2 separate regions of the Mus musculus genome follow, and region 1 is linked to region 2. Evidence: chromatin loops called from intact Hi-C (ENCODE). Cell type or tissue: left cerebral cortex. All regions are shown on one strand. Each heading gives the region's core, and the rest is flanking DNA. Links, peaks and the distances in the headings are about the cores only.

Region 1 (15,937 bases), core at 3,898-11,897, 85 kb after region 2:
TAGGCATGTGCTGCACATCCATAAAATTATTTCAAATGAGAATATAAAAACAACCCCCCCCAATATGGTAGCATATGCGTAGAATCCCAGTATTTGGGGAGGCATAAGCAAGAGTTCAAGACCAGTCAAGGTTATATAGCAAGACGCTCTAAATTTTTTTTTTAAATCAAATTTTTAAAAAAAAGTAAAAAGTAAAAGAGGAGGAGAAAGGGAGGTAACGAGATGGTGTAAGACTCATGCTGCAAAACCTGATGCCCACAATCATCCTCTCTCTCCTCTCTCTCTCTCTCTCCTCTCTCTTTCCCTCCTCTCTCTCTCCTCTCTCTCTCCTCTCTCTCCTCTCTCTCTTCTCTCTCTCCTCTCTCTCCTCCCTCTCCTCCCTCTCCTCTCTCCCTCCTCTCTCTCTCCCTCTCTCCTCTCTCTCTCCCCCTCTCTCTCCTCTCTCTCTCCTTTCTCTCTCCCCCTCTCTCTCCTCTCTCTCTCTCCTCTCTCTCTCCTCTCTCTTCTCTCTCTCTCCTCTCTCTCTCTCCTCTTTCCCCTCTCTCTCTCCTCTCTCTCCTCCCTCTCCTCCCTCTCCTCTCTCTCCTTTATCTCTCTTTCCTCTCTCTCTCCACTCTCCTCTCTCTCCTTTATCTTTCTCTCTCCTCTCTCTCTCCTCTCTCCCTCTCTCTCTCCTCTCTCCTCTCTCTCTCCCCCTCTCCTCTCTCTCTCTCCTCTCTCTCTCCTTTCCTTTCCTTTCCTTTCCTTCCTTCCCTCCCTCCCCTCTTTTGCACACACATAAATAAATAACAAGAAAAATGCACATATTAACAGAGCAATTTAATGTTCTGAGCCACATAGACATTGTGCAATGTTTAAATCGGGTTAAACATATCTGCTGCTCCTCAGATATTTGTTCTTCATGTTAAAATACCAAACAGAAGCGACCAACTCCCCCTATTGTGTAATTTATTGAAAAAGAAGTGAATGTTTATCCTGAGCACCAAATATTACTGCCAGATCACAGAGACCATGAGAGACCAGACCCCAAGGGAACAGACCATGAGAAGACAGATCTGAAGAGACCAGAGTCTGAGTCTGAGGGAACAGATCTGAGAGGCCAAATACTGAGAGACTAGACCATGAGAAGACAAAGTATAAGAGACCATCCTCAAGAGGACAGACTTTGATAGAGCAGACTCTGAGGAGAGAGACCCCCAGGGAACCCTGGGAGACCAGATCCTGAGAGGAGACCATGGGAGGCCAGCAGCTGACAGATGAGATGGTGAGAGAACAGACCCTGGGAGACCTGACTCGGAGAGTATAGACCCTGCAAGGACAGAGCACAAGAGACCACATTGTGTGACCAGATCCCAGTAGGCTAGATTCAGGGGAGTGAGACCCTGAGAGAGAGAGAGACCAGACCTTGAGCCGATCAACCGTGGCAGGACTGACCTTGGGAGAGCAGACCCTGTGAGGACAGAGTCTTAGAGGTCTGGCTCTGGCATGACAGACCCTGAGAAACTAGACTCTCTGAGACCCAACCCTGAGAGATCTCCAAGCTGACATGAATAATACAGGCACTGTTTGAGCTCACATATTAATTGTGGCAGAAAAAGGATAATTTCTTCAATCCTCTTTCCACAGATCTACTTTCACTGTCTGAGTGCGCCGAAGGAACCTAAGGGTGTCTCTATGAACTTTAAACTTAAGCAAGATGTAGCTATAGCTGAGACATAGATCATTTGCCTGGGACCCAACTCCCAGCACAAAGGGGAAAAAAATAGAATGAAAAACATATCATTATTTTGACAGATACACTGAGTTCCTGCAGGGTTCCCTTGGAGTTGTGCTGCGCCCACCGAGGTGACTGTTTGTGGTAGCCTGGGTGCACAGATGTGACTAACTCAATAGCAGCCTTCATGAAGGAAATCACGCCAAGTCTCCGTAGCAACGTCTCCCAGGCGCACGGATGCGTGACTCTAGTAACAGCAATTTGGAGGGTGACGTGGGAAGATCATGTTCAATAGAAACATCATGGGGATGGAGAGGTTTGAAATCGCTCTTGGAGGTCTGGTTGTATTCATTTTTCCTCCCTTCTCTTTGGCGACCACTAAGCTCCTTTCAAGCATATGCAAGAACTCCTCTGACCTCTGTGATTAGCCTTGTTCCAGGCCCTTGTTCCACTCCACATTTCCACTTGAAGAATGAGCGTAGCTCTTCTGACTGAGCCCCTCCACCTTAGGAGGCCTGGTTTTGGAGCTAGCACAGGGAAGGTGACCTTGGGAACAGGGGATTTCAGAAATTAGGGGAGATATTTAAATGACTAATAGCACCCTGGGAGGCTCACTGGGACAGCACTGGACTAGCATGTACAAGGCCTGGGGTTCAGCCCACAGCGTGGTATGAAGTAATAAATAAGAGAGGCCTCAGTTGGCCCTGAGTTGCTGAAACATGGGGAAGCAGTGAGCAGGAGTCAAGTGGGGATTTTAGCAAAGGGAACAGGCTAGGAAGTGGTGGGACTGGAACCCTGAGTTTCCTTAAGAATGTGAGGGTAATTTTGCAGGGGGATGTTTATATAAAAACAAATCTAAAGGAAAAAAACTGACTGACATGCCAGAATGGAAATGTCACTGGGTTCCCAGCAGGACTGAGCTCACAAGTTAAAGGGGCAGGATGCGCTCCAACTCTTAAATGTATTTTTAAAGGCCCCTTTGGGTTTAAATTGGCTCCAGGAAGAAGCCAGGCCCTTCTCCCAGGGGAAGCATCTTTGCAAGCATGCAATAGAGGAGCCTAGAGGTTGGCTGTGTCCAATGGGGTAGCAGGTGCTGAGGGCAAGGGGCCAGGCGGAACGGTTCTGTTCATAGCAGAGTCAGTGATAAATTCTGCCAAATCCTGAAGTCAAATGTTTGGAATTTGAGAGACTCCCTCTAGGCCCTTGTTTATTCTGTTTTCCCGGACACTGAGTCCACAAGAGAGATGTCACCAACAGAGCTCACAAAGCATGCCCAAGGCTTTTGACTGGCAACCTTGGGAACCAAAGCCAGCATGGTGTGTCTGTTTGAGCCACAGTTCAAGTTTGCAGCCTGAGCAACTGAAGGCAGCAGGCTGGGCATCTCAGACCAGCTTCCTGAGGCCAAGTATGGTGGAGATTATATATATATATCTTATAAACTCAAATCATAAGTTAACTTGCAAGCATAAAAATAGCTTCAAAAACGTAGAATTGGGCCAGGTGAGGTGACCTATGCCTATAGTCTCAGCACTCTGGAAATGGAGAAGGGAGGATGGTGAGTTTGAGGCTAGCCTGGACTACATGGTAAGATTCTTGTCTGGAGAGGAGGAAAGAGAGGAGGAGGAGGAAGAGGAGGAGCAGGAGGAGGAAGAGGACAATTGGCATTGAGGAGTATACATACCTCCATGATAGAACATTTGACTAGCATGTTTCGGGGTTCACCCCAGCACTCTGTGTGTGTGTGTGACAGACAGACAGACAGACAGAGACAGAGAGTGAGAGAGACAGAGATGGAGAGTGAGAGAAGCAGAGACGGAGACAGGGAAAGACAGAGACAGACAAAGATACCAAGCCCAAGTCCAGGAAAGCCAGCTTCCCCAGGCTCCACACAAGTTCCAAGCCTTAAAACAATGTCACCTGTCTAAGACTATATCAAACGCAAAGAGACCCAGAAAGACATTGCCTCCCCTGCCCCAGCCAAGGATATCAAGGGCCTCGGTGAGCCTGGACCCTGAAATCAAGGAACTGGTCAGGAGCCTCTCTTACAGGTGCTGTAATTTCAGGAGCCGCTTACCTCCCTCCCACAGCTTGCTCTCCATCTCAAGTCTGTCCCCGAAGCCTCTTCTCTGTTCTGGGCCACCTTTGTCACTGATTGTTAGGAAAACAGCTGGACAAGGTGGTGCTCCTTAGAAGGTAGAGATGGGAACATCAGGAGTCACAGGCATGCTCAGCTACACAGCGAGTTGGAGAATGTGGTTTGGACCACGTGAGATTTCACACACACTTCCCAAAGTGCAAGTACTCGGTCAGCTTCTCACCGAGTCTTCCTTAGTTTCCTGTTATTAAGTCTTCAAGGCCCTTTTGCCCTGCCCTCCATGGGATGGTAAGCCTTGCTCCCTTGTAAGCTGCTGGGGACAGTCACAGACAGGCCACTCAAGACCACACGTCTGGGGACCAGGGTTTCCTGTGAAGGACCCTGAACAGAGGACTCTGAACCCTTTCATTCAAGATCTGTACTACGCCCATGAGAGAACACCCAGGCTGGGTGCCCTAATGCCAGGGGGAAAGTATAAATGTGACTGGGCTCAGAGGGTGGCTTTTGGCTTTTGTTTGGTTTCTTACCTCCAGCTTCCTGTTTTGGTGTTCTGAGTCAAATTCTTTTTTTTTTTTTTAATATTTATTTATTTTATGTATCTGAGTGCACTGCTGCTCTCTTCAGACACACCAGAAGAGGGCACGGGATTCCATTATAGATGGTTGTGAGCCACCATGTGGTTGCTGGGAATTGAACTCAGGACCTCTGGATGAGCAGCCAGTGCTCTTAACTGCAGAGCCACCTCTCCAGCCCCTGAGTTGAAGCACCCCAGGTTGGTCTTGGGGTCCTGCCTCGCCTGTTTCAGCCCCCAAGCACTGGGATTACAGAAAGTACCACCACAGCCTGTCTTGTTTTAGCTTTTTGAGAGAGAGAGGTGAGCCTCGTCAAAGTTGTCACCAAGCAACCTAGACTTGAAACTATTATCATTTTTTTTAAAAAAGATTTATTTATTTATTATATGTAAGTACACTGTAGCTGTCTTCAGACACCCCAGAAGAGGGCATCAGATCTCGTTACGATGGTTGTGAGCCACCATGTGGTTGCTGGGATTTGAACTCAGGACCTTTGGAAGAACAGTCAGTGTTCTCAACCGCTGAGCCATCTCTCCAGCCCTATTATCATTTTTATTAAAAAAAATAAAATGAAACCTAGCAAATATTTCAGTGATGGGACTTATACTCTGCACGCCTGAGCGGGGAGAGCGGGGTGAACAACAGAAGTCGCGTGTAGCCTGTTGGGGAAGCTACTTCCATAGCCATTATGACCATCACTACAAACGTCAGCTTTTAATATTACCAGTAGTTGTCTGTAAGGATATAACTACTGTGTGTACATTGAGAACAAAAATGGTAGTGGATCATAATCCCAGTAACTGAGAAGTCTGAGGCAAGAGAATAAAGCTACAGGGTAGACCGAGCTGCCTGTCTCACAGTACTAGTCTCAAACAGACAGTAACAACACTCACATAGAGAATCCACAGGGCTCCCTGGAGGAGTCATGTTGTATGTCAAAACTTTTGGCTACAAATGACTTATTGTCTAGTCAAGACTTAAACAGAGAACAATCACAGACACCTGCCCGGTGTTACACAATCGGAGGAGACATTTTGATCAGAGTAAGTGGGCCTTGTAGAGTCTAGAGTTTTCTTCCTCAGGACCAGGTATAGCAGGAGAAAGAGACAGAGACAGAGACAGAGACAGTGTGTGTGTGTGTGTGTGTGTGTGTGTGAGAGAGAGAGAGAGAGACAGAGAGAGAGAGAGAGACAGAGAGACAAAGAGAGACAGATAGAGACAGACAGACAGAGAGATGAGACAAAGAGAGACAGACTCTGTGCCTCCCCAGAGCTTTGCTCTCCCTTAGTCAGAGCCCTGAGTTTTCCTTGATCTCTTAATGGAACTCATGGCTAAAAGATGTATAAGACCACCCCACATCCATTTCCCTTCTCTCCTAAACTGTTAGAGTTTCCCAGCCTGCCTTTCTGAAACCTCCAAGGGATGGTCATGTCTGTCAGACCCAAATAAAGCCAAAGATGCCCAGGAGAGACTCCGATGGCTGATATGCCTCACTTTCATTGAATTGCACATCACCAGAAAGGCAGGAACATACATGGCTGCCCTCTGAGGCCACTGAGGATTTCATATGTGTGTAGTGGTCAGTCATTCAGAATTTGGGACTCTTGGGTCTGTCCCATGCAACTGTGGCCAAGGGGCCAAGAACTGAGACATTTGTTTTCGGAGACCTGAGCCTCTCATCTGTTCTCAGGAGGAGATCTTGAGATCATGGTAACTCTTGCCTGAGCAGATGACAGAAAGAGAAAGAGAAGGGCCTGTGCTATAAATGCAGACTCACTCTCCAGCCACCCAGACCATCAGCACCGGCAGCCTCTGATCTACAGTCAGCACAATCACAAGGTCAACAGTAAACACTGTCCTGGCCATAAATACCCCTGAAGAGCTTTAGTCATTGTCTTAGTCAGGGTTTCTATTCCTGCACATACATCATGACCAAGAAGCAAGTTGGGGAGGTTTCTTTTGTTTTTTGTGTTTTTGTTTTTTTTGTTTTTTTTGTTTTTTGTTTTTTTGTTTTTTTTTTTTTTTGAGACAGGGTTTCTCTGTATAGCTCTGGCTGTCCTGGAATTCATTTTGTAGACCAGGCTGGCCCCAAACTCAGAAATCCACCTGCCTCTGCCTCCCGAGTGCTGGGATTAAAGGTGTGCGCCACCATGCCCCTAAAGTTGGAGAGGAAAGGGTTTATTCAGCTTACACTTCCATACTGCTGTTCATCACCAAGGAAGTCATGACTGGAACTCAAGCAGGTCAGAAAGCAGGAGCTGATGCAGTGGCCATGGAGGGATGTTCCTTACTGGCTTGCTTTCCCTGGCTTGCTCAGCCTTGCTCTCTTACCAGCCCAGAGATGGTCTCACCCACAAGGGGCCTTTCCCCCTTGATCACTAATTGAGAAAATGCCTTACAGTTGGATCTCATGGAGGCATTTCCTCAACTGAAGCTCCTTTCTCTGTGATAACTCCAGCTGTGTCAAGTTGACACAAAACTAGCCAGTACAGTCATAGATTAGGAAGTAGGGGGTGGGGGATTACATAAAAAAGGGGGGCTGGGGTGGGGAGAAAGCTGGATGCCTGTTAGGGCTAGGTAGCTTCAAGCATCCATCATGGTATAACCCCTGCCCCAAACCCAATTTGCTGTAGACTCAACAAATCCATGGAAGGGATGAAGTAAAGAGTGGAGAAGGTCTTTCTCACACCTGCAAAACCAAAAAAGAAATCACCTCTTTTTAAAAGGAGGTGCTGGGGGTTAGTCTAATCCTTAGAACATGGCTCACTTACTAATTCTTTGCTAAAATAATGCAAGAGACAGACAGACAGACGGTCTCACCAGCTCTTTGGCCTCTCTTGCCTTAGATAGTTATCTGCCGCACTCAGGTGAAGGAAAGGAGAGCAGGACTCCTCCAGGCACACTGCCAGGAATGTCTTAGTCACTGACGTCCTTGTAAATGTGGACCAATAAAGCCACCAGGGGTTGTGTTGGGAGGGCCAGGTCTGTGGGGTGAGGGTGCCCTGGGGAGCCCTCCTGTTGGGCATGTATGCACTTTGGTTACTGCAGGCTGCTCAGAACAAAGGAGCTATGGCAGAGACCCGCAAAGCTCGTCGTGGGAGGGAGTTGCCTAACAGTGCTGTACCTAAATAAAGAAGGCCACCGTGTGCCTGTGACTGTGCCACAGAGCCTGATAGTCTGCATTTTCACCAGGCAGAGGGAGGACAGGGGTGGATACAGACTCTGCTGTCACCCGAGGGACAACTTCCAGAAGAGCTCGCATGAATCATCCAGCACACAGGCACACTTGCGACAATTTATATATGGGTGCTGGGGGTGGCCAGATGTCAGCTCGCAAAAGCTGAAATGTTAGGTGCGGAGTTGTTGGACCCCATGTGTCTAATCCTGTCCTTTATTGTGGATGTGTAATTATTTTTCTTCTGCATGTGTATATTGTGGTGTGTGTGTGTGTGTGTGTGTGTGTGTGTGTGTGTGTGTGTGTAGGCACACATAAAGGTCAGAGGACAACCTTGGGTATCAGTCCTTGTCTTCTACCTTGTTTTGAAGCGGGGCCTCTCTTATTTTATCCACCGTTCTATGTTCTCCAGGCGAGTTGGCCTGTGGACTTCCCGGGGATGCTCTGTCTCCAACTCCCATCTTGCCCCAGGACAGGTGCATGCTACCATTTCCGTTTTGACCTGGGTTCCAGACATGAGAAAGAACTCAGGTTGTCAGGCCTGTGGGACAAATGTTTTACCTGCTAAACCATCTCCTCAGCTCCTTTATTACAGATTCTTTTAGCTCCTTCTATGTGAAACTTTCAGTAAATTTCCTCAAGATGAGCTATCACTAATTCAAGAAGAAGAGGAAGAAAGAAGGAGGAGGAGGAAGAGGAGGAGGAGGAGGAAGAGGAGGAGGAGGAGGAGGAGGAGGAGGAGGAGGAGGAGGAGAAGAAGAAGAAGAACCAGAAACTGGGGCTGGTGAGATGACTCATCAGGTAAGAGCACTGACTGCTCTTCCGAAGGTCCTGAGTTCAAATCCCAGCAACCACATGGTGGCTCACAACCACCTGTAATGAGATCTGATACCCTCTTCTGGTGAATCTGAAGACAGCTACAGTGTACTTAGATATAATAATAAATAAATCTTTTTTTTTTAAAGAAGAACCAACCAACCAAAAATCAAAAACAAAATTCATATTATTTTAGGGGTGTGGCTAATATTAGTAGCTAATGAAAGAAAAAAGATAATTGGATATGGCCACAGATGTAAACTAACATCAGATCTGCTATACCATCAAAATGGGAATCTAAATGTCCTCCACATGCCCGTGTATTGACTGCTTGGTCTAGTGTAGCACTCTTTGGAGGTGGTAGAACCTTAAGAAAGTAGGAGGTAGAGCCTTGTAGAAGGAACTTAGGCCATTAAGGTATAACTTTGAATGGAACGTTGGGACCTTGGCCTCTTTTCTGACTGCCACAGGATGAGCAGACCTCTCTGCGGCACTCCCACCCTCTGCAAGATGTACAGGGCCCTGGAACAATGGGGCTGAGTGACCACAGACTCAGAAACAGTGAGCAAACCGACCTTCCCATTGTTGTCTATCTCAGATGTTTTGTAAGAGTAACAGAAAGCCAATGAACACAAAATCCTTCCCACAGCTGTTTTAGTTTTTTAAAACCAAGCATTTTTGGCTCCAGGAAGCAGAGTGAATTTGTGTTTATAGCTGATATTTGGAGCAAAGAGTTGGAGCCCAGCCCTCCCTCCCTCGGCCTGCTCCTCCTCATTTGGTACCTGTTTTAGAGGCAGGAGATGGTGGTAGGAGGGGAATTGATTTGACAGTCAGTGCCAGTTCTGACTTGCAGATAAAGGGAAGAACTGTGTGGAGCACTCAGAGGCCCTGGAGTGTTTGATTTGCAGCACCAAGATGGACAACAAGGATCTCACGCCGACGCACTGAGCCACAGGGCCAAGGCTATGGAACCAAGTTCTCCCCGGTCTTTGGAGCTACAGATTCCAAGCCTTCAAGAAAGAACAATCGAGCTGGGCACACACCTTTAATCCCAGCACTCGGAAGGCAGAGGCAGGCGGATTTCTGAGTTCGAGGCCAGCCTGGTCTACAAAGTGAGTTCCAGGACAGCCAGGGCTCACAGAGAAACCCTGTCTTGAAAAAAAAAAACAAAAACAAAAACAGAAAAGAAAAGAAAAGAAAAGAAAAGAAAAGAAAGAAAAGAAAAGGAAGAACTATTGAGCCAGGATGGAAGACCTCCCTTCCTCCATCTTAAAAGACTCAGGGTCCATGGCTATCTCCACTCAGATGTAATGTAAGGGCAGATCACGAGGGGCTGTAGCTATGGGAGTCTGGACTCCATATAATGTGGTGTTTTGTCCATATGAAATATCTTACTGTGATCTAAAAATCTAAACTCCATCAGCTAATCAAGCCACAGATGTTTGGTACAGTTTTGCTGTCAACGAAATGCCCTGTTCTGAAGACATTGTCTTTTTGTGTTGAGCTGGGTTATAATCAGAAATAAATGTATAGAGACATGAGCCTAATGACTCAGGCCTAGAATGCTGGCTACCAGGGGGGCTGAGGCAGGAGGATTGCAAGTTCAAGGCTAATGCAGATGTTGCAAAGGGCTGGAGTTTCAGCTCAGTGGTGGGCAGGACCTGCTTAGCTTGTGCCAAGGCCAAGCATTTGTGATTAGTTCCTTGCTGATAAAGCAGCAGGCAGCAGGCACCGTGGACTTGTTCCAAAGACTTCCATCATTGATATTGAAGGTTAGTATAGGCAGAGTCACAAATGAAGGTGAACTTAGACAATGAGAATGATTGCCAGGCAGTTACGTGAGGCCCCAGTCTGCAAGCATAACAGAATATCATTAACAGTGTCAGGGATTAGTTCTTGCCCATGAGATGGGTCTCAAGTTGGGCCAGTCATTGGTTGGCCATCCCTCAGTCTCGGCTCTGTCTTTGTCCCTGCAATTCTTATAGGCAGGACAAATTTGGCCTCGAAGGTTTTGAGGGTGGATTGGTGTCCTTATCCCTCCACTGGGAGTCCTGCCTGGCTACAGGAGGTGGCCACTTCAGGCTCCATATCCCCCAAGACTAGGAGGCTCAACTAGATTCACCCTCATAGGCTCACTGGAGCCTGCCACATCCCAGGTCCTAGAGAGTTCCTCCCCACCCCAGGAGCTAATTAAAACAGATGCGGAGACCCATAGCTAAACATTAGATGGAATTCAGGGAGTCTTGTGGAAGAGTTGGGGGAAGGATTGAGGGACCCAGAGGGGACAGGGACTCCATAAGAAGACCAACAGAGTCAACTAACCTGGACCCTTGGGGGCTCCCAGGGGTTGAACCACCAACCAAAGAGCATAATGGGCTGGACCTAGGCCCCCTGCACCTATGTAGCAAATGTGCAACTTGGTCTTCATGCAGGTCCTCCAATAACTGGAGCAGAGACTCTCCCTGACTCCATTGCCTGCCTGTGGATCCTGTTCTCCTAACTGAGCTGCCTTGTCTGGCTTCAGCAGGAGAGGATGCAGTCCCATCTGTGCCTGTGATGGAGATTAGTAATGACAGTGCCGACAGCCCAAGGACAGGCAGGTCTGTTCTGTGTGTCCCCTGACACTTGCACCATAAACATCGGCCCCCTTCTCCTTTGCAAGAACTGCCCCCACGTAGTGTAGGCTAAACATGCGAAACGAGCAAGGCATCTCTGTGCAGCAAAGTGTCCCAATCTCTGTGCCAGCTTGAAGGGAGTACCTATTAAGTGGAGGTCATGAGCACACGACTAAGCTGCTGTCCAGAACCAAAGGGCAGTGATGGAGGTCTGCCTGGTTGCAGCTTACCCTGGGCTTACACGATCGCTCGTCTTCCCAAGTAATTATTCCAGCCTCACTTCTAACCTCACCTTCCCCAGAAGACAGTCAAGTCTCTCCTGTCACCTACTGACACTGTAAATGCGAGATTCTTTCATGTGTTGGTTATTTTCCACGCTCAAGTGTGATTCACGGGTAGGAGGCCATCTGTCTCTGGTATGTCCCTAAGCCTTAGATGAGGGCATGAAGGGATAATAAGAGCCTGAAATAAGAGGCAGAGGTGGGAGGAGGGGAGGAGACTTGCAGCCGAGGGGATTGGTGTCGTGTGGTGCCTTGCAGGGTGTGGGTGGTGAGAGAGGAGGAGGGAAAGAGACATTTGGGTCTCTTGCTTGGGCAGCTGGCTGTGTCTGCACAGAATTGGGAATTCGAGAGAGCCGGGTTTATGGGGTCTAGCCAGGGATGTCAGTATCAGGTATGTTTTGTTTTGTTTTGTTTTGTTTTGTTTTGTTTTGTTTTTCTGAGACAGGGTTTCTCTGTGTAGCCCTGGCTGTCCTGGAACTCACTCTGTAGACCAGGCTGGCCTCGAACTCATTTGGGAACATCCCAAAGTAGGAGACATGAGACAGTATGCTGGAGCATTTCTATCAACTGGACAGAGCTAAAGTCATCTGAGCGGAGAGAACCTTCAGTAAGAAAATTCCTCCATGAGATTCGCCTGTTAAGACATTTTATAAATTAGTGATTGATAGGGGTAGGGGCCAGCTCATTGTGAGTGGAGCCATCCCTGGGCTGTGGTCCTGGGTTCTATAAGAAAGCAGGCTGAAAGCAGATGCCCTCCCACCTCCATGGCCTCTGCATCAGCTCCTGCCTCTGGATTCCTGCCCTGTTTGAGTTCCTGTCCTGACTTCTTTTAGTGACGAACTATGATATGGAAGTCAAATCAACCCCTTCCTCTCCAAGTTGCTTTTGGTTATGGTGTTTCATCACAGCAATAGAAACCCTAAGAAAGCCGGGCGTGGTGGCACACGCCTTTAATCCCAGCACTTGGGAGGCAGAGGCAGGCGGATTTCTGAGTTCGAGGCCAGCCTTGTCTACAGAGTGAGTTCCAGGACAGCCAGGACTATACAGAGAAACCATGTCTCAAAAAACAAAACAAAACAAACAAACAAACAAAACCCTAAGAAGCTGATACCAGCATAGTGGGGTATTGCTGTGAGAGACCTAGTCATGTTTGGGGAGGATTGTGGAAGGACCTTGGAACTTTGGGCTAGAAAAGCCACTGAGAGAGAATTCAAAGCTTGGTGAGCTATTCTGTGGGAGCTGGGAAGAAAAGAATGTGGAAAGCCCTGCAGACAATGGAGGCCTGGGTTGTGAGTTCCAGAGGGAAGTTTGAGAGTCACTTAAAGACTTATAGGGTATGTTTGGTATTTTGAGTTGAGAATCTGTGGTTTTGGTTAACTGAGGCTGAAGAATCAGCTGTGGGTAACAAGAGACTAGAATCACAGAAGTAAATAAAACCCTTGCTTTACTGGGATAGTTGATGCCTGTCAGCCGGAGCTAAGAAATTAGCAATGATTGAGAAGAATCCACCATCACTGAGGTGAAATCTGGGAAGTGTTTCCTCAGGGTCAGCACGCAGAAGCTGTGTTCCAGAGGCAACCAAAGTTGTACCTTTGTGCTGGAAGCTGAACTTTATAGCATAAGAGTCTCCCAGGTGTATGGGTTTTGAAGGCATGAAGGGGTCATGGAGGGCAGCTGATGCTTGACATTGTGTGGCAGGGTTGCAATCCATGAAGAAAGACCAAGAGAGGCTATTGGTGGAAGTATAGCCCAGGTGCACGAGTCCCCAGCATTTTGGAGATTCATGTATCATAGGCTGACCGCCCAGAAGAGCAGCAGGGGTGGAATGGAGCCTGCCAGAGTTTAGATGACAAGCTGTGTGTGCTGCAGAGGGCGGAGCTGGAGAAGTGACCCAAGGTCCTTGGAGGAGTCCAGAAGACAGTGAGTGAATCCCAGCTATTGGACATGGAGTTATATACACTACACTGTTGGAGTTTGCTTTGAGCTGATTATAACTGTGTCCTGGTTCTTCCCTCTTGAAGAAGTGTATTTAGCTTTTTTTTTTTTTAAGAGTCCGTAGTTGAGAGACTGAATTTTAAAAGAGATTTTAGATTTTTTAAAAGAGACTTAAGTTTTTAAAGAGATTTAATTTAATTTTAAAGTGTTTGAAAATGTAAGGACTGTGGGATTTTTTTCAAATTTGTAAAATGTTTTATATTGTAGTGTTGCTAATGTGTGATCTTGGGAATGAACAAGAAAGGACAGCTTGTTGCTTAACAGTGATAGGTTTGTGTGTCAAGTTGACAAGGGGTCAGCTTGACACAGACTAGACTCATCAGAGAGGAGGGAACCTCAAATAAGACATGCCTCTAAAAAATCAGGCTGTGGGCAAGCCAGGAGGGCATTTTCTAAATTAGTGATTGGTGGGGGAGGGTCCAGCCCACTGTGGGCGGTGCCATTCCTTGGGCAGGTGGTCCTGGGTTCTATAAGAAAGCAGTCTAAGCACGCCATGAGGAGCAAGCCAGTAAGCAGCACCCCTCCATGGCCTCTGCGTCAGCTCCTGCCTCCAGGTTCCTTCTTGTTTGAGTTTCTGTCCCGACTTCCTCCAATAATGGACCATGATATGGACGTGTAAGCCGAATAAACTCTCTCCTCCCCAACCCGGTTTTGGTCACGGTGTCTCCTCAAAGCAATAAAACCCCTGACTAAGACGGTGAGATGGGCTGACTAGAGTATAGGAAAAGACTCAGGTTTAGCAGTCATCAGAGAGTGATCAGCAAGAGGACATGGGGAAGAGGGGGAGTTACGTCTGCAGCTGGTCTTTGCTACTTTGTGGGTTCTTTTTCCTACCCTCTCTTCCCCCCTCCCAGGTTCACCCCCAGTCACTAGATAGGAGGAGAAAGGCAGAGACAGAGAGATCCCTGAATCTCATCTCTTTCCTTTTGTTTATTCTTTGAGCATGGCTACTAACGAACCACAACCAGCCTCCGTGGGCTCTAACATTTCTCTACCCTCTGAGAAAGTTTCCAGCTTTCCAAACGTCACAGAATCGCAGACACCATCTGCAGCTGGCAAAAACCACGCCTCTGCTAACGTATGATGCAAATCACAGTCAGCTGCTATGGACGGTTGGAAGCAGCCCCACAACCCCACACCTGGAATTAAAACGAAAGTACATTTTTATAATATGTATGGCTTTTTAAAAAAGAAACCAAAATTCCAGAATTCTCATTACAGCTGTCTCTCCATGTCCATGGCTGGTACTAAACCTCTGGGGTGCTCTGTTTTTTTTGTTTTTTTTTTTTGTTTTTTTAGTAGTTTCCCTAGTCATGACCTGTGCAGGAGCCCCAAAAAGCAGCCACTAAAGCACAGTTTGCAGAGGCCTCAAGACACTTCCCCTCCCCTGGCCTCTGGAAGGAAAAGAAAAGGCCCAGCCTTGGGGCCAGGGAGTACGTGCTGACGGCTGCTCACCTTGGGCCTGGGGCGGAGAATCTCCTCAATACAATGTGTGCAGGAGAGCCAGGAGCCAAGCTTCTCCCAATACACAGGGTTCACTTGGAAGACTGTTCCTTGCCAAAGCACAGGACACTCAACACAATCTTCAGGCCAGCAGGGATGGCCCTGTGCTGCTGATGAAGAGGATGTATTTTCAATATCAATAGATTAAATTTATTAATAAAGAAAGAAGATTAGAAACTTAAAAAATCAGTGAATGATCCAGTGGAGGGGTCTGTTCAGCTACACCACTGGCTCATCCCCAGTGACTGAGGCCTGAGGGCTTCAGTGAGTGCTTGAGACTGAGGCTTGCATGGTAACTCCAGAGTCTGACATCTGTGAGGGGATTGAGAGGTCCTTTCAGGCTGCTCCCCAACCCTGGGTTACAATATTCAGGTCTTTGTACTTGCTGTTCTCTTGTGGCCACCCCATGATGATCCCATGGCTGTCCTGTCCAATTTTGTGTCAAACATCACCTTCTCAGTGGCAACATTTCTTTTTTTCTTTTCTTTCTTTCTTTCTTTTTTTTTTTTTTTTTTTGGTTTTTGGAGACAGTGTTTCTCTATGTAACCCTGGCTGTCCTGGAACTCACTTTGTAGACCAGGCTGGCCTCGAACTCAGAAATCTGCCTGCCTCTGCTTCCCGAGTGCTGGGATTAAAGGTGTGCACCACCACCACCTGGCTCTTTTTTTGTTGTTGTTGTTTTTAATGTAGTGTGTCATGATGCAGTCTGGGCTCGCTCAATCTTGTGATACCTCTGTTTTAACTTCCCGAGTGCTGGGAACCGGCTACCTTTTCTAAAGCTTCTCGTTCTGTCCCCCGTTTCCTGCTGTGTTTTTCCGAAAATTTAAGCACTGAGTGTTTTCTAATAGTCTGCAGACATCCATCTTTTCGTTACTATAACAAATGCCGGAGGTGATCAACTTATGAAGAGCTAAGGGTCCCTTCTCCTCATCCTTCAGGAGACTTCTGCGCATGATCTGTGTCTCTCCCTGTTGCTTTTAGCACATCATGACACGGGGTGTGGTAAACTAAAGACACTCATGGCCCAGAACTGAAAGAAACAACAGAAGGGAAAAGCCCAGAGTCCCAGCATACTCTTGAAGAGCATAGCCTGGTGGCTTACAACCTCTCACCCCTGGTTTTAAAAGGAAATAAAACTTGAGACCTGTGATTCATGTAATGTATGTCAAAT
Region 2 (15,937 bases), core at 5,234-13,233:
CATGTATGTAGGTACCCTTTGTTCATGCTTGGGGTCTGAAGAGCCCAGTAGAAGGTGTGAGACTCCCCTGAAGGGGGGGGGGGTTACAGGTGGTTACAGTAGGCGTGTCACTGTGGGTGTGGGTTGTGAGTCAGGTTGTGAGTGCTGGAAATTGAACCCCATCCTCTGGAAGGTCAGCAGATGCTCTTAACTACCGAGCTCTTTGCAATAGCCGTTCTCATAGTTGTGAAGCAGTGCTAAATTTGATGTCTCTTTGCATCTCCAATGATAACTACTAATTAATTGTATTTGTTACCTTAATAACCCGACAGCAGGAACTTACTGAAGGACGGTTTATTTTGGCTTACAGTTTGATGTTACTGTCCACCCTGATAGGGAGGACGTAGTAATAGAAGTACGAAGCCGCTAGTCTCATTGCATCTGCAGTTGGGAAGCAAGAGCAATGTCTGCTTTTGCTTGTCTCAATTTCTCCTTTTCGTTAAACCCAGCCCCCACCCCAACCCCCATCCCCACGCCCACCAGTGGGAAGGTACCACATAGGGTCGGTCATTTCATGCAACCTAATCTAAATAAAGTCTCGCAGACAAGCCTAGACATTTGTTTCCAGGTGTTTCTAAATTCCACCAAATTAATAATCAAGATTACCTGTCATAGGGGCTGAAGAGCTGGCTCAGGAGTAAGGGCACTCGTTGCTCCTCCAGAAGACCCCAGTCAGTTCCCAGTAACAACATGACAGCTCACGACTGCCTGAAATTCCAATTCCAGGGGATCTGACATGTTCTTCTTGTTTGTCATACACACAACCATAACACTCATGGAGATAAAAATAATTAAAATAAATTTAAAAAAATACTGCCCATTACAGTACTGATATAAGGTACTTTAAGTGATGTTAAGTACACAGCACCCCATGTGCTTAGTTAATGTGTATTTTATGCAAGTCTATAAACTTTTTCTGCTGTCTTCATTTGTTAAGCTTTGAGGGAAATTACCGGGCTGTCCTGAGACTGAGAACAACCTGTCTGTAGACCAGGTTGGCCTTGAATCTGGAAATCTGCCTGCCTCTGCCTCTCAAGTGCTGGTATGGAGGAGAGTTATTTCTTAAGTAATCTTTTCCTTACCCTACAGAAAAGTTGATATAGAGGCCTCCTTTGTATTCCATGTGGTGTTTCTTCTTTTAGCAGCGTGTTGTTTTACTACAACATATCTGTTACACTAATGAGTCAACATTGATACCATATTATTAACCAAAACCCATATTTTATTCAGATTTCTGTAGTTTTTACTATCTGGAATATATCCCAATATAAATTCAGTAGTCATGATCTATCTATCTATCTATCTATCTATCTATCTATCTATCTATCTGTGTTAGACATGGTGTCACTATGTCCAGTGAGCCATGGATAGCCTAGAACTCACTATGTTGACCAAGCTAGCCTCAGATGCATAGAGATCCACCTGTCTAGGAAGTTCTGGGATCAAAGTTGTGTGTCACTACTTGCAGGTATGACTTTTTTTTTTAACATAAATCAACCTGTGGTGTTATTCTTTATTGTTCCGTCTCTAGCTTTAGTTTCTTTATTATAGGACAACATAGCTTGTTTTTTCTTCCCAGTTTGGTTTTTTCTTATTTATAACAAACCATTTATTCTATATGAGATTCTAGAAACACCAATGTGAAATAAGGCCCTGACAATTTCCCCACTAAAATAGCCAATCAGGTCAAGTATGGTGACTGTAGACCAAACACTTGAGAAATGGAGGCAGGAGCTGAGCATAGTCACAGACACCTTCAGTTTCATTACTGTGGAGACAGAGGCAGGACGATCTCTGTGAGTTCCAGGACAGTTAGAGTTACATAGTGAGGCCCTACCTTGAAATCTATACTTCCTCCAAAGAAAGAAAGGAAGGAAGAAAGAGAGAGAGAGGGGGAGAGAGAGAGAGAGAGAGGAAGGAAGGAAGGAAGGAACAAAGAGAGAGAGGGGGAGGGAGGGAGAGAGAGAGAAAGACAGACAGACAGACAGACAGGAAAGAAGAAAGGAAGGAAGGGAGGGAGGAAAGAAGAAATGGAGGCAGGAGGATGAAAAGTTCAGGTCATTGTGGTGGTTTGAATAAAACCACTTTCCTACTTCCTGCTGCCTGCCTATCCAGATGTAGAACTCTCAGCTCCTTCTCCAGCACCAGTCTGCCTATATGCTGCCATGTTTCCCAACTTGACAATAATGGACTAAACCTGTGAAACTGTAAGCCAGTACCAATTAACAGCTTTCCTGTATAATAATTGCCATGGTCATGGTGTCTCTTCACAGCAATAGAAACCCTAACTAAAACAGTCATCTTTAGCTACATATCAACATTTTGGCTAGCCTGGGCTTCATGAAATTACTTCTATGTATATAATAGAAAACAAATCATTTGCTCTAGTATAGTATTTAAGCGTGGAATGGCCCTTTCTCCTCTCTCCCTCTCCAACCCCCACCCCCACCTTCTCTTGACATGACATGCTGTACAGCCCAGGTTAGCTTTGAACTCTGACTCTTCTTGCATCTGTTTCCCATATGCTAGCAATCGCAGGTGTGTGCCATCATATCCATCCAGTAATACCACTTAAAGTTCATTAATATAGTCTGTCTTTTCCTTGTGGGTTTTCCCTCTCGGTGGCTGGTTTGTTTGTTTGTTTGTTTGTTTTTCTTTTCTTATCTCATAAGCTGAGGATGAGAACTTTATAACTGAAGGCTCAGCAAAAGTTAGCAGGCTGCTCTCTAAGCACTATGAGTATGTTACTTGCATGGGAATTTACATGCACCTGGGAAAGCCTTTCTAAATATATGCAGACTGAATGTGTCTCTGTACCACTGAGGGCTAGGAGTGAGGCAGAGGAGGTGACCTTGAGGATGGGGGAGGGTGCGGTACCTAAGCGAAAGGGGACATTCACAGGAGGACCTTTCTTGTGCATACTACAGCAGCCGAACCCATCTTAAAGATGTCACTTCCTCTGCAACACAGTAACAGCATGCCCTCTGCTGCTCTCTGCTCAGTCGTGGGCGCTGTTGCCTTTGGCTTTTTCATAGACTGGTTGAGAGGTACTAACAGGTTCCCACGATGAAAGGCATCACTATGCTTCATCCTCTGCTCTTTTGCCCATGAAGACTTGACAACCTTGGAGACGTTTACCAGTGGGAGTCCTACATTTGACGCTTCTTCTCAGAAATCTTGCTCGTAAGGACACCGGGGTATAATGTTTAAAGGTGTTTTTGGTTTATATATGTAGTCCAGTTTCCCCTTGATTGTTGTCAGGATAGATCTGCTGCAAGTACCATTGGTAACAGCTGTAGGCGAAGAAATGATGTATAGCTTGCTTAAACTCGGGAGTTGTCTTCGTCTGTGTTCTGTTGCCATAACACAACATTTAATACTGGCTAACTTGCAGGAGGAGAAGACTCGGCTCACAGTTCTAAAGAGTGGGACATTCAGGGTTAAGCTGTGTCTGGTCATGTCCTTCTTAGGCACTTGTCTGCAGAGTCCCAGTGTGTAGAGGAAAGCTGACATCACATGGTGCAAGGAGTGTGTGCAAGAGATAGAGCCAAAACAGCTCTGGCAATAGGGTTGTTCCCAAGAGACTCATCAGTCCGTGGATCCAGGAATGGCTCTGGTTGTCCTGGATCATGGACATCCTCATGACCCAATCAGACAGCCCATCACACCCACCATATACCACTTCATGGCAGAGACCAAATGTCAACATGCGCTCTTGTGGGAACAGTCAAAGCATAGCAGGGGTGTTTCAGAGAAACTGTTGAGTTATGTCTATTTTCTCTTTCTTCCTTTCTTTCTTTCTTTCTTTCTTTCTTTCTTTCTTTCTTTCTTTCTTTCTTTCTTTCTTTTGTTTGTTTTGTTTCAAGACAGAGTAGCCCTGGCTGTTCTGGAATTAGCTCTGTAGATCAGGCTGGCCTTGATCTCACAGAGGTCCTGCCTCTACCTTCTGAGAGCTAGGATTAAAGGCATTCATCACCAGTTCCAGGTTGTGTCTATTCTATGAATGCAGGGTAGTCTCATTTCTGAGAAACCTTGTGCATCAATCTTCCACTGTACATTCCTGGAAAATCCTGATGGTACCCAGCACCAGCCAGGATGAGGGCTCCCAGGACTCCAGCGAAGGAACTGTCATTTACAACAATACCTCTGAAGACTTATTTGGGTTAAAAATTTCTTTAGACTCTGTGTCTTAGGGTCTTACTGCTGTGAACAGACACCGTGACCAAGGCAACTCTTATAAGGACAACATTTAATTGGGGCTGGCTTACAGGTTCAGAGGTTCAGTCCATTATCATCAAATAGGAACATAGCAGCATCCAGACAGTCATGGTGCAGGAGGAACTGAGAGTTCTACATCTTCATCTGAAGGCTGCTGGTGGAAGACTGATTTCCAGGCAGCTAGGGTAAGAGTCTTAAGCCCACGCCCACAGTGACACACCCACTCCAACAGGGCCACACCCACTCCAACAAGGCCACACCTCCTAACAGGGACACTCCCTGGGCCAAGCATATACAAACCATCACACTCTGATAATATCCTTACAGACATTTCCACGTGAAAATATGCATACACAATATATAAAGTGGGTGTCAGGGATCCAGAGACATTATTTCATGTAATCATTTTGTGGGCCTGTGAAGCAAATAAAATTGTCTCTAAAAAAACCTAAGGCTTGGAAAAATTTACAAACAAGGTCACAGAGTCATAAATGGGAAGTGAGGACTCAGGTGTGGAGAAACTGGCTGAACGGGAGGCGGGGGGGGGGGGGGGCACCAAATTGCCAGGTGTTTGTACTGGTGGCTCATTAACCAGCCAGGGCTCTGCTATCTCCTGGGATGATGAGTGTTTATGGCTTTTCCCCTTCAGCTAACATAGTGTCAGGAAAGGAAGTGTCTGTCAGAGCATGGTCCAACCTGTTCTGTAGATAAATACCATACTGGATTACATTACATTACACAGAAAGAATGACTCTTGTGGGCTTCTTTGCAAAAGAAAAGGTGTGTGTGTGTGTTTGTGTGTGTGTGTGTCTTGCTTTTCTAATGAGTGCAAAATGTTATGTTTCTAGAACTACATCAAAACTGCTCTTAAATAGAGGTTTGAGAAAACCAAGTGAGAGACGTTTGGACAAGATAGGAGAGTAGGAAACTGGGGAGATGAATGGGGTTGTCTTTTTAAGTGTGGATGTTTTATTTACTTGACTACAGAAGGCTTTTTTTCTCCTTTCTTTCTTTCTTTCTTTCTTTCTTTCTCTCTCTCTCTCTTTTCTTTCCCTTTCTTTCTTTCTTTCTTTCTTTCTCTCTTTTCTTTCTCTTTCTTTCTTTCTTTCTTTCTTTCTCTCTTTTCTTTCTCTTTCTTTCTTTCTTCTTCTTCTTCTTCTTCTTCTTCTTCTTCCTCTTCTTCTTCTTCTTTTCTTCTTTTCTTTTTTTCTTCTTCTTCTTTTTTTGGAGACAGAGTCTGACTATATACCTCTGACTGTTCTGGAACTCACTATGTAGACCAGGCTGACCTCAAACTCACAGAGATCTACCTGCTTCTGCTTCCCAAATACTGGGACTAAAGGATTGCAACTTTCTTTTGATCAGATTCAAGAATTTGTGTAAACTGGTCGTGATAGCACAGGCCTTTAATCTCAGTACCTGGGAAGCAGAAGCAGATGGATCTTGTGAATTTGAGGCCAGCCTGGTCGACACAGTAAAGTCCAAGCCAGACACGCACACGCACTCTCTCAGGGGTGGGGGTTTGGTGCTGGGGGGGGGGTTGGGGAAGGAGAGGGAGAGGGACCTTATGTCTCAAAAGAATAACAACAAAAAAGAATTTACGTAGCATACACCTGTCTCTTATACACATCTCAACCCTGCAACACACCATCACCAAAACGAATACATAATTTTTCCCCCTCAAGTTGTAGTACTTCACATGCAAAGCCATGTGTATGAGCCTCTGTCTCTGTAACAAAAAATGCTAGAGACAATCAATTTATAAAGATAAAAGGTCTATTCTCGGAGTTTTCGTGGTTCTAACCCATAGCTTTGGGCTGGTAGAAAGGCATCACAGCCTGGTACCAGCGTGTGGCGGAGAGGAAAAAACTGGGATTTACAAATCTCCTGAAGTAGTGTTACACACACACACACACACACACACACACACACACACCCCGACCTACACAGGAAAGCTTCCGGCACTTTCCAGGGGTGTCTTCTCGTTGGTCGAGCCTGTAGCCCACTGACCTTTTAGAAGATATTCAGCATCCAAACTTAGTACTAGAACCCAGTAACTGTCCAGTGTCCTGGAGCAATAACTCAGGGGAACCTAAGTCAAGTCCTAATTATCACGGGCCACATTTACAAATTGATACCCGAAATGGAAGCTTGTGTGTTCTCACGAGGACAAGATTAGAACTAGGAGATGTCCCCAAATTTTGGGAACATATAGCAGTAATAGGGAAGAGAGACAGAGTGAGCATGTCTGTGGTCTGTGAGACCAACCATGTGCTAACAGGGTGGATCCCTCATTCGGTCCCTATCACATTCTTACCTCTTGCCAGAGAAGGCGTTGTTCTTCAGTTCTGCCACCAGGGGGAGCCAACCACCGTCCCAGCCGCTCCACGCCCCCCCCCCCCCGCCTTTTTTTTTTTTTTTTTTTTTTCCATTTCTGGGAGTTGGAATCTTTCTGTGTGTCCTCATGACTTGTTCATTGGTATCCATCCACTGACTGAAGTGCAGTGTAAATGCCTGTTAGATGCAGAAGGGATTTGTAGCGGCAGTGTGTGTTTATAGAAATGCAGGTTTAAAGACAGTCCCTTAAAACTTGTATTGGTTGTGTGGCAGAACTTGTGGGTGCCTTCTGTGGTTTCTGTACAGCTTACGAAGGTCTTATTTGCAGAAGCAGGGAGACTGCTATGCCCCCCTTCGGAGGATAGCCATTCTCCACCAAGAGGGATGAATGGGTTCCCAGAGTCCCAGGTACCCTGTTTAACAAGGAGCTTAGGAATTCAAAGCCAGCATGAGCGCCATACTAAGACCCCGTTTAAAAGAAACGGGGGGGGGGGGGGGGAGGAAGGAGATTGGCTTTTTCATCTTCAGGGCTATAACACTATAACATCCACTTGACTGGCTCATCCAACATTTTTTAAATACATTTTTAGTTTCTCCTTATGTTTTTCTTTTGGCCTAGTTTATGGTTTATTTTGTTTTAACGGAAATGTTGTTTTCTTACCCTTTGTAAACTCTTTCCTTTGAGTCCAAACTCCTACACCAGAACTAGTGTGCTTGATGCTTGAGGAGTGTGGGGGTGAGTGTGGGGGTGAGTGTGTGAGTGAGTGTGTGGGTGGTTGGGTGGTGTGGGGGTGAGTGTGGGGGTGTGGGGGTGAGTGTGGGGGTGGTGTGGGGGTGAGTGTGTGGGTGTGTGGGAAAGTGTGTGGGTGAGTGTGTGGGTGGTACTTGGGGTTTGTGGGAGTGGCTTGTGTGTGACTTTGTGGGGACATTTATTTGTGTGGGAGATTGGAGTATGTATAGCTCTATGGCATATATATGTGTGTGTGTATATATATATATAAATATGTGTATGTGTATGTATGTCTATATATCTGTATAGGAGAGGTGTGTGTATGTGTGACTATATGCAATTGTGGTATGTATACATGAGACTATATGTGGATTGTGTGTAGTGAGTTTAATCTGTGATTCTATAGTATTATGTGAGGGGGAAGTGTGTGTGTGTGTGTCTGTGTGTGTGTGTGTGTCTGTGTGTACATGTCCTGTACTTCCAGCCGGACTTTCCAATAAACCTTCCAAAGAGCAGTAACAATTTGACACCTTGAGAGATCAGAAAACAGTGTCCCCACCCCCACCCCCCCCTCGGTCAAGCCGCAGAGCCCTGTTGTGGTTATCTTGTTTCTGTAAAAATACTCTAGGTGACAGTTTCCAAGCCACGACTTCTCAAGGACTTCACAATCAGGGAGGAATCTTTTGGAAGTTCCTCTCCAAGGGCGATAGCTTCACTGGTTTCTGAAGGTAGCAGCTGGGTAAGATTTTAGCTCTCCTTTCTCCCTCACCGCCTGCCCTGTTGCCACTACTGGATATGCCCGCCTTCCTTCCTCCCTCTCGGCGAGTGCGCCCCCTCCTCACCCGCCACCCCCACCCATGGAAGCTGAATCACGCTGCTTCCTTTTTTGGTCACAGCTGAGTTTCTTCCACCTTCAGAGCCCTGTGTTACATAAAATGAATCACTCCTTTGCACTCCGCTGTCAGCTTCAGAACGAATAAGCAGCTCCCTTGGGGTGCCCCGTCCACCCTGAACGCCACTTGATGGGAGATATTGAATGGTTGACTCTAAAGTGTGAGGGCAGGTGATAAAATGATCCTGAGTATCTTGCTTGGGGGGTGGGGGTAGGGGCACAGAAATCAGTATTTTAATGGGAGCAGAGGAAAAATTCCAGCAAAGAAGAAAGACTTAGGGAAAAAAATTTCAATTTGGTCCTTGTATGGGTAGGCAGGAGTGAATTCTGGGACCACAGAGGCAGCAGCATTTGGCCACACAGATGTACCAGGAGCTGTGGAATGAAGCTGAGGAATGGTTCACACCATCTGTGTACATATTTCTGGCGCCACCAAGCTGGGAAATGTTCCTACCAGGGCTTATCATAGACGTTTAACCCAGCATCTCCAATAGAGGGATGAAATACATTTAGAGACCAGGGACTAATGAAAATGCCCAATTTGTTTATCGCTAACACACTGCAGAGTCAGGTTTCTGCGTATGAAACCCCCAAACTTAGCTCCTTGCCTGGGATTCCTGCTGGGTACCCTGCTTCCATCTCAGAGGGCTTTTTCTCCTGGGAGGGTGTGGGTGGGCAGCCTTGAGCACATCTTCCACCCTGGGGATGCTGACTTAGGTCTGGAATCCTGCCCTGGGTTTGATCTACTAAACAGGTTCTGGTAAACACAGTTGAAATGTTAAAAGGCTGTCAAGGCACGGCAGTTGGGTTAGATGTGGGTCCCACATGCTCGATGGGTCTAATATGGTTTGGGGGCAGGAGAAAAGAGGGATAGGGGTGGGAGAGAATTTTGAGTCAGCTGTGAGTCACATTCACACCCTGGAAAGCTGGAGTTGGACCCAGCACAGGAAAGCATAAGTTCCAAATTGAAATGTGGATTGTGGGTGGAGAAAATGGTGTTCAAGAAGACAAAAATCAGAGAAACCTCTCATAGCCACGATCAGTCTGCTGAGCCTCTGGGGTGTGCCATGCTCTGGGCTTGAGAGTTTTACTGAGAGGGAAGCAGCCAGTGGTGTGCAGTCCGTAGACAGGCGGGGCACAAAGCAATGCACTTGGCGTGGTGAAAGCTTCTGTCTCTAGTGTGCAAGCTGAAGACAAATGCCCTGCCGAGAGAGCTCAGCTGTACAGATGGCGCTGGGACAGTGACAACCACGTGCAAAGGAAAGAAAGCGCATCTACAGCTCTCATCCCAAACAAAGATAAACTCAAGATGTGCCACGAGCCTTCAAGGCTAAACGACCTGAGGAAGACATAGTCTTCAAACTCTTCAGGATCAAGGCCTACGCAAGGACTTTCCAAAAAGAAGACCCCAGCCCCACAGGAAATGATCCCTAGACTCTAAGTTGTCTAAGTGAGGGTTTTACTGCTATGAGCAGACACCGTGATCAAGGCAACTCTTCTAAGGACAATATTTAATTAGAGCTGGCTTACAGGTTCAGAGGGTCAGTCTATTACCATCAAGGTGGGAACATGGAAGCATCCAGGCAGGCATGGTGCAGGAGGAGCTGAGAGTTCTACATCTTCATCTGAAGGCTAGCAGAATACTAGCTTCCAGGCAGCTAGGATGAGGGTCTTAAAGCCACAGTGACACACCTAATCCAACAAGGCTACACCTACTCCAACAGGGCCACACCCTCTAATAGTGCCACTCCCTAGGCCGAGCATATTCAAATGATCACACTTGTAGACAAAAAAATAAAAAAAGGAATCATAGAACTGATTAAAGATTGGGGGGTGGGGAGCGTATCTTTGCTAGTTATAGGTCAGATAGGAGATTAATATATAAAATCTATAAAGAACCTCCCAATTAAATACAACCCCCAAATCATCCAATAAATAGCCAGTAAATAGCCAATGGGATGAAGGCAGTTCTCAAAGGAAGAAATAAAAATGACCAATAAATATTTGAAAAACTGTTCAACATCCTTAGCTTTCAGGGAGCCGCAAGCTAAACTATATTGAGATTCCATCTCATTAAAATCCGAATGGAAGCTGGAGAGATGGCTCAGCAGTTAAGAGCACTCACTGGCTGCTCTTTTTAGAGGATCCAGGCTTAATTCCCAGCAACCGCATGTGCAGCTCACAACTGTCTGTAACACCAGTTCCAGGGGATCTGAGTCCCCCATGCTGATACATATAAAATAAAGTTAAATTTAAAAATTAAATAAGTAAATAAAGTCAGAATGGAAATCAGTCGATCCTCAAGAAGAGGAAATGTCCCTTTAAAATCTACGGCTCCTGGGCACACACTCGAAGGAGAATAAGTCAGCACACCACAGAGATGCTTGCATGCTTATTTGTTGTTGTATTATTCACAGTGGCCAAGGCATGGACACAGCCTGTCCATCCACGGAATGGTGAGGCTTCAGTAGGTATCTGTGCACAGTGGAAGTTTCTCCAGCTGTAAGTGATATCTGTAAGCCGATATCTGTGGGAAAGTAGGTATTATTATGTTAAGTGAAATGAGCTAGACGCAAACCGAAGACAAGTATTACCTTCTCTGACATATGGAATCTTGACCTAGATATGTATATTTGTGTATATATATTCATATATGAAAGCAAAAGCTAGGCATAGTGGTTCCTAGCACTCAAGAGACAGAGGCAGGAGGATTGTTGCAAGCTCTATGCCAGCCAGGTTTCCCTAATGAGACACTGTCTCAAAACAAGAAGGAGTGGGAAGTAGAGAGGAAGCCATGCTCAGAGAGGAGTGGGGAGAAAAGAAGCTGATGGGAGGCAGGTGTCATGGAGCAGAAGGGAACGTTGTTCAGTGCGGAAAGAGGATCAGGAAGAGGAGGAGTGCTGGGGTGTAGACAAGAGTGGAATATAATGTATGAAAATGGCATGGTGAGGGCCAGAGAGATGGCTCAGTGGCTAAGAGTTCTCACTGATCTTCCAGAGGACCTGAGTTCAATTCCCAGGAACCACATGGTGGCTCACAACCATCTATAAGGAGATCTGGCGCCCTCTTCTGGCCTGCAGGCAGATATACAGTCAGAACACTACATAATAAATCTTAAAAGGGGGGAAGAGAAAAGAAAAAGACACGGTGAAAGCCATTTCTTTGTACAACAAAAGGGAGATGTGAAAAATAGTTAAAATAGAAAAGAGTATCACTTTGCAGTTAGCTAGAGAAAATATGGAGAACTCATTTTCAAATGGAAGCATTTGTTTTAACCAGTAGATCCAAACTATACCCCAAAAGAGCCAAAAGATAGGGATATATGGAGGTGTATGTGTGTGTGTGTGTTTGAGAGAGAGAGAGTGCGCGCAATATTATTGAGAAAAGTGAAACTAAGCTATTTCTGAATGAACATCACTCTTTCTTTAATTTTTTACTTATTCATTTTATATCCCGCTCACTTTCCCCCTCCCAGTCACCCCCTGGGCATCACTCTTCAGGGTTTGTCATATTGTGGATGGTAGGGCCACCCCAGGCTTCCCACTCTATAGCAACATGTGATTCCTAATGTCCTGGGGGCTGGTGATGCAGGGATCATAGCTTACTACTGCAGATTTCAAGCTAAGGAGTTAAATCTTCCATTTCCAACAAGAGGGCATAGACAAGCGAGAGATGAGTGACCAGGAAGACAGGGAGGGAGGGAGGGAGGGAGGGAGGGAGGGAGGGAGGGAGGGAGAAAGGAGGACAGGTTGGTTTCGTAAATGCATGAAAACACTCAGCCTTATAAATAATTGTTCATACTCGGGCATTGATAGGGACAAATCACCTCTACACATTAGCAAAGGTTTAAAAGGTGAATGGAACTCGGTATCAGCTGAAGTCTGAGGAAAAGGCTGTCTCCTATACTGTCATTTAAAAATTTAGATTACTATTGTTACTGGAGTCCTTGGCCACATACCACCTCACTTCAGAGAGCCCCAACACTTGAATGCAGCCATTTGTGCAGAAAGGGGGAAAGTAAGGCCAAAAGACAGGAGGGGGATGTAATCTCTGTGGCTGTGCCTTGGTTGCTTGTCTATTGCCGAGATAAGACACTTAGTTAATGGCCTGTCACTGGGAAGAGACTCTGTGGCCATGGCAATTCTTATCAAAGAAAGCATTTAACTGGGGCTGGTTTATAGTTTCAGATGTTTAGTCCATTATCATCGTGGCAGGAAACATGGTGCTGGAGAAGTAGCTGAGGGGTCTACATCTGGATCTGCAGGCAGCAGGAAGGGAGGAGGGGGACCTTGGGACTGTCTTGAGCTTTTGAAGCCCACCCCCAGTGACACACTTCCTCCAACTAAGCCACATATACTCCAACAAGGCCACATCTCCTAACCCTCCTTAAGCAGCACCAATGACTAAGCATTCAAACACAGGAGCCTATGGGATCCATCTTTATTCAAACCACCACAGGGGCTTATAGTTTCAGAGGGTGAGTCCTTGACCATCATGGCAGGGAGCATGGCAAGAGACAGGCAGGCACGGGACTAGAGCCGTAGCTAAGCATGCACATCTTGATCTGTAAGTAGGGAGCAAAGAGGGACCATTGGGACTGTCTTGAGTGTTTTGAAACCTCAAAGCCCCGCCCTCAGTGACAAATGTTCTTCAACGAGGCCACACCTCCTAAATCCTTCCCAAATGGTTCCACCCACTGGGGACTACATGCCCAACTATATGAGCCTGTGGAGGCCATTCTCATTCTAACTACCAGGTGGTGTGAGCAAGGCTGCATCTTAGCCCTGTCTTGGGGTGGAGTATATACCTCGTGTGCAAGAGAAGGGGCTGGGGCAAGGGTGAGAGTTTAATCACTTACACAGTCTTGGTCAAACAGGATTTGGCTGAGTGGTCTCTTGTTCTGGTTCTGCTAGTTGGGTCTAGAGAAGGGGGCAATCTGTTTCCTATGGTGAGATGATAGGAAACATCAAACAAAGTGTTTCCACTTTAGTGGGCAACTTCAGTTTCCAACCTGAAATAATTGCTCCCTGTTGGTGTTGGGGGTAGCTTAGTCACGGGGTGATCTGCCTTCGAGGCTTTGCTGTTCCTGGAAGGTCACAGCAATGACTGGTGACATGTAGACACCGCTTCACAGGTCTGGAACAAGACATTATATGAGCCGGTGCTTTGGCAGTCTCTCAGAAATATGTTAGTGGTTCTTCAGCCTTCGAAGGGATGTGAGATAGGTCAGGTAAGCTGGGGTTTACTCAGCCTTGTTTTACCAGTTTTTAGACAGATAGTCCTTAAGTGGTTAGCATACCTACGTGTAGCATTGAGCAGGGATCTGACCCAAAGTGCAAGGTGGTAAAGAAGACAGATACAAAGTGAAGTGGCAAAGCCAACCTTTGTCCTGACATTAAATGCCCACTGCTCATCTGTAGGCCCAAATGAAGAGTCAGAACTTTTAAAAACCTTTTTAAAAAATGTATTTGTTTACATATTTATTATATACATGTCAGAGTGCTCTGTCTGCATGTATACCTACATACCACAAGAGGGCATCAGATTCCCCTTATAGATGGGCGTTGCCAGGGAAACTGAACTCAGGACCTCTGGAAGAGCAGCCAGTGTTCTTGACCTCTGAGTCATCTCAGCAGCCCAAGATGGTGCCTTTTAATAAAACTTGCCTCTTAATTGTTACAATATAACCTTTCTCAAGGGCAGCTGACTACTTGTATCAAATGTAAAATATATGTGACTTGATACTCCAGTCTTACTTAGCAGCTTGTGCTAAGAAATCGTATATATGTAAAAAAGATGCATATGTAAAATATGCATATGCAAAAAAGATGTATTTGCATAAGTTTATTCATCAGGGTTTCATTTATAACAGAGAATCCATTAATACATCCTGATTCCCATGAGCATCAAGTTGGGCACACAAAGGGTGTTACACAGCAGAAGGAAAAGCAGTTGGCTCTGCAAGGAGACACATGCATCCTGGTTCCTCTCCCTCATCTGCAGAACAAAACACTATGAAAACAAGAGGTGTAGACAATTGTTACGGTCTTGTTGGAGACAACGTGTACATTTAAATCCTATTTCTGTATAAGTTTGTATGTGTATGCATGCATGTGTGTGTGTGTGTGTATATATATATATACATATATATATATATATATATACATATATATATGTGTGTGTGTGTGTATATATGTGTGTGTGTGTGTGTGTGTGTGTGTGTGTGTGTATGTATAAGTGTATGTATGTATGTATATGTATGTATGAATTATCTCTCCTTCCACATAAACACATGCTTATATGTAAGGGAATGGTGTGTATGCTTTTCAGTTTATGCATTCCAGTGACAATATTGTCAGGCAGATGGGACCCAACCGATAAGACTCTGTGGCCAGAGCTGACTTCTGTGGGGAAGTACAGGTTACAAGTTTTGGAAGAAACTGCAGATGAGTTGATTCCAGATGTTAAAAAGTATTTTGGAAAAGATAAGAGCAGGGCTTGTTGGTTCTCTGTCACTGTAGAGCCACCGTTCATCAATAGCAAGAGGCTCCCTTACGCTCTTACTGTGGGTTTCCCTAGCATTGGTAAATTTACTTTTGCTAAGACAATGAGCCTTAATGCATGTGCTAGTCAGCTTCTTGTTGCCATGACAAAATGCCTCAGAAAAACATTTTTTTTTTGGTTTTTGTTTTTTTTTTTTAAAGACAGGATCTCATGGTTTGTAGCCCAGGCCATCCTGGAACTCACTACATAGCCCAGGCTGCTCTTGAATTTGTGATAATCCTCCTGCCTCAGTCAGATAAACAACCGTTGTGAGACCAAAGCAGGAAAAATATACCTTGTAGGTTAAGAGTTCTGTTTGGAGTTAAAATTAAGTTTCTGTTTGCCCTGTTGGTTTGACCAATTTGTACCAAATGTGCTTGATTGCGTGGGAGTGAGAAGTATGTGGGCAGGAAATACATCAGGATGTTTGCTGGTCCGTGATTGGACCTCATGGGAAATTAGGTGAATTGTGGGGTCTGCCTTTTTTTAAGCCCCTGAAAAATGTGACCTGTAGCCATTTTCTGTAAACCCAGGCAAGGACCTGGCCAGAGTCCATCCATCCACCTGGCCAGTATGTAATTAAAGCTTGCTTCGAAATCAGCTTTAAATTGTGGTAGTGGTCTCATTCTCAGCTGGTTAGATTAAGACTTTAAGGGAGCCGGGCAATAGTGGCACACGCTTTAATCCCAGCACTCGGGAGGCAGAGGCAGGCAGAATTCTGAGTTCGAGGTCAGCTTGGTCTACAGAGTGAGCTCCAGGACAGCCAGGGCTAAACAGAGAAACCCTGTCTTAGAGAGAGAGAGAGAGAGAGAGAGAGAGAGAGAGAGAGAGAAGACTTTAAGGGAGAAAGTTGGTTATTTGGCTTGTTGTTTCAGAAGCTGTGGTCCACGCCAGCCCCATCGTGGCACTGTGGCACCTGGCAGAATTCCTGATAGAGGTGGCCCATTCACCTCAGGGCAACTGGCAAGCAAAGAGAAGCAACAGAGGACCAAGGTCTTCCCACTGTCTCCTCCAAGGCATCCCCCTCCCCCCCCCCCCAATATCCTGATTTCTTTCTTTAAGACTTATCTCTTAAAGGTCCTGTCACCTCTTAGGAGTGCTGTCAGCTGGTGACCAAGCCTTTAATGCGTGGGCCTTTGATGAATATTGGTGCTTAGTTGGGCAGTGATGGTATCTTC

What was found. A loop is a pair of places that touch in the nucleus more often than their neighbours do. Peaks named below come from ENCODE experiments on the same cell type or tissue, not always from the same donor. Only the 100,000 strongest peaks of a DNase experiment are listed, where the experiment ranks them.
Region 1: it touches region 2 in a loop (10-fold over the local background); 2 of 42 quality-filtered maps call a loop at or near these places.

The regions. Positions count from the first base shown.
Region 1 is chr8:25,131,067-25,147,003 of GRCm38, reverse strand. It overlaps Gm39143 (a long non-coding RNA gene), which reads right to left. Exons shown (of 3, transcript XR_870257.2): 2 at 14,719-14,876; 3 at 14,339-14,402. Among named protein-coding and RNA genes, the nearest start is that of Gm39143, 9.2 kb to the right of the region's middle. In left cerebral cortex, for the core only: no CTCF peak of the experiment used is centred there; DNase peaks (open chromatin) are centred at 7,607, 9,167 and 11,489; H3K27ac peaks cover 2,105 bases.
Region 2 is chr8:25,217,292-25,233,228 of GRCm38, reverse strand. It overlaps a transcript of Tacc1 not described here. Among named protein-coding and RNA genes, the nearest start is that of Tacc1, 24 kb to the right of the region's middle. In left cerebral cortex, for the core only: CTCF peaks have their summits at 6,583 (motif pointing right) and 11,293 (motif pointing left); DNase peaks (open chromatin) are centred at 8,228, 8,609, 9,201, 11,067 and 2 more places; H3K27ac peaks cover 4,400 bases.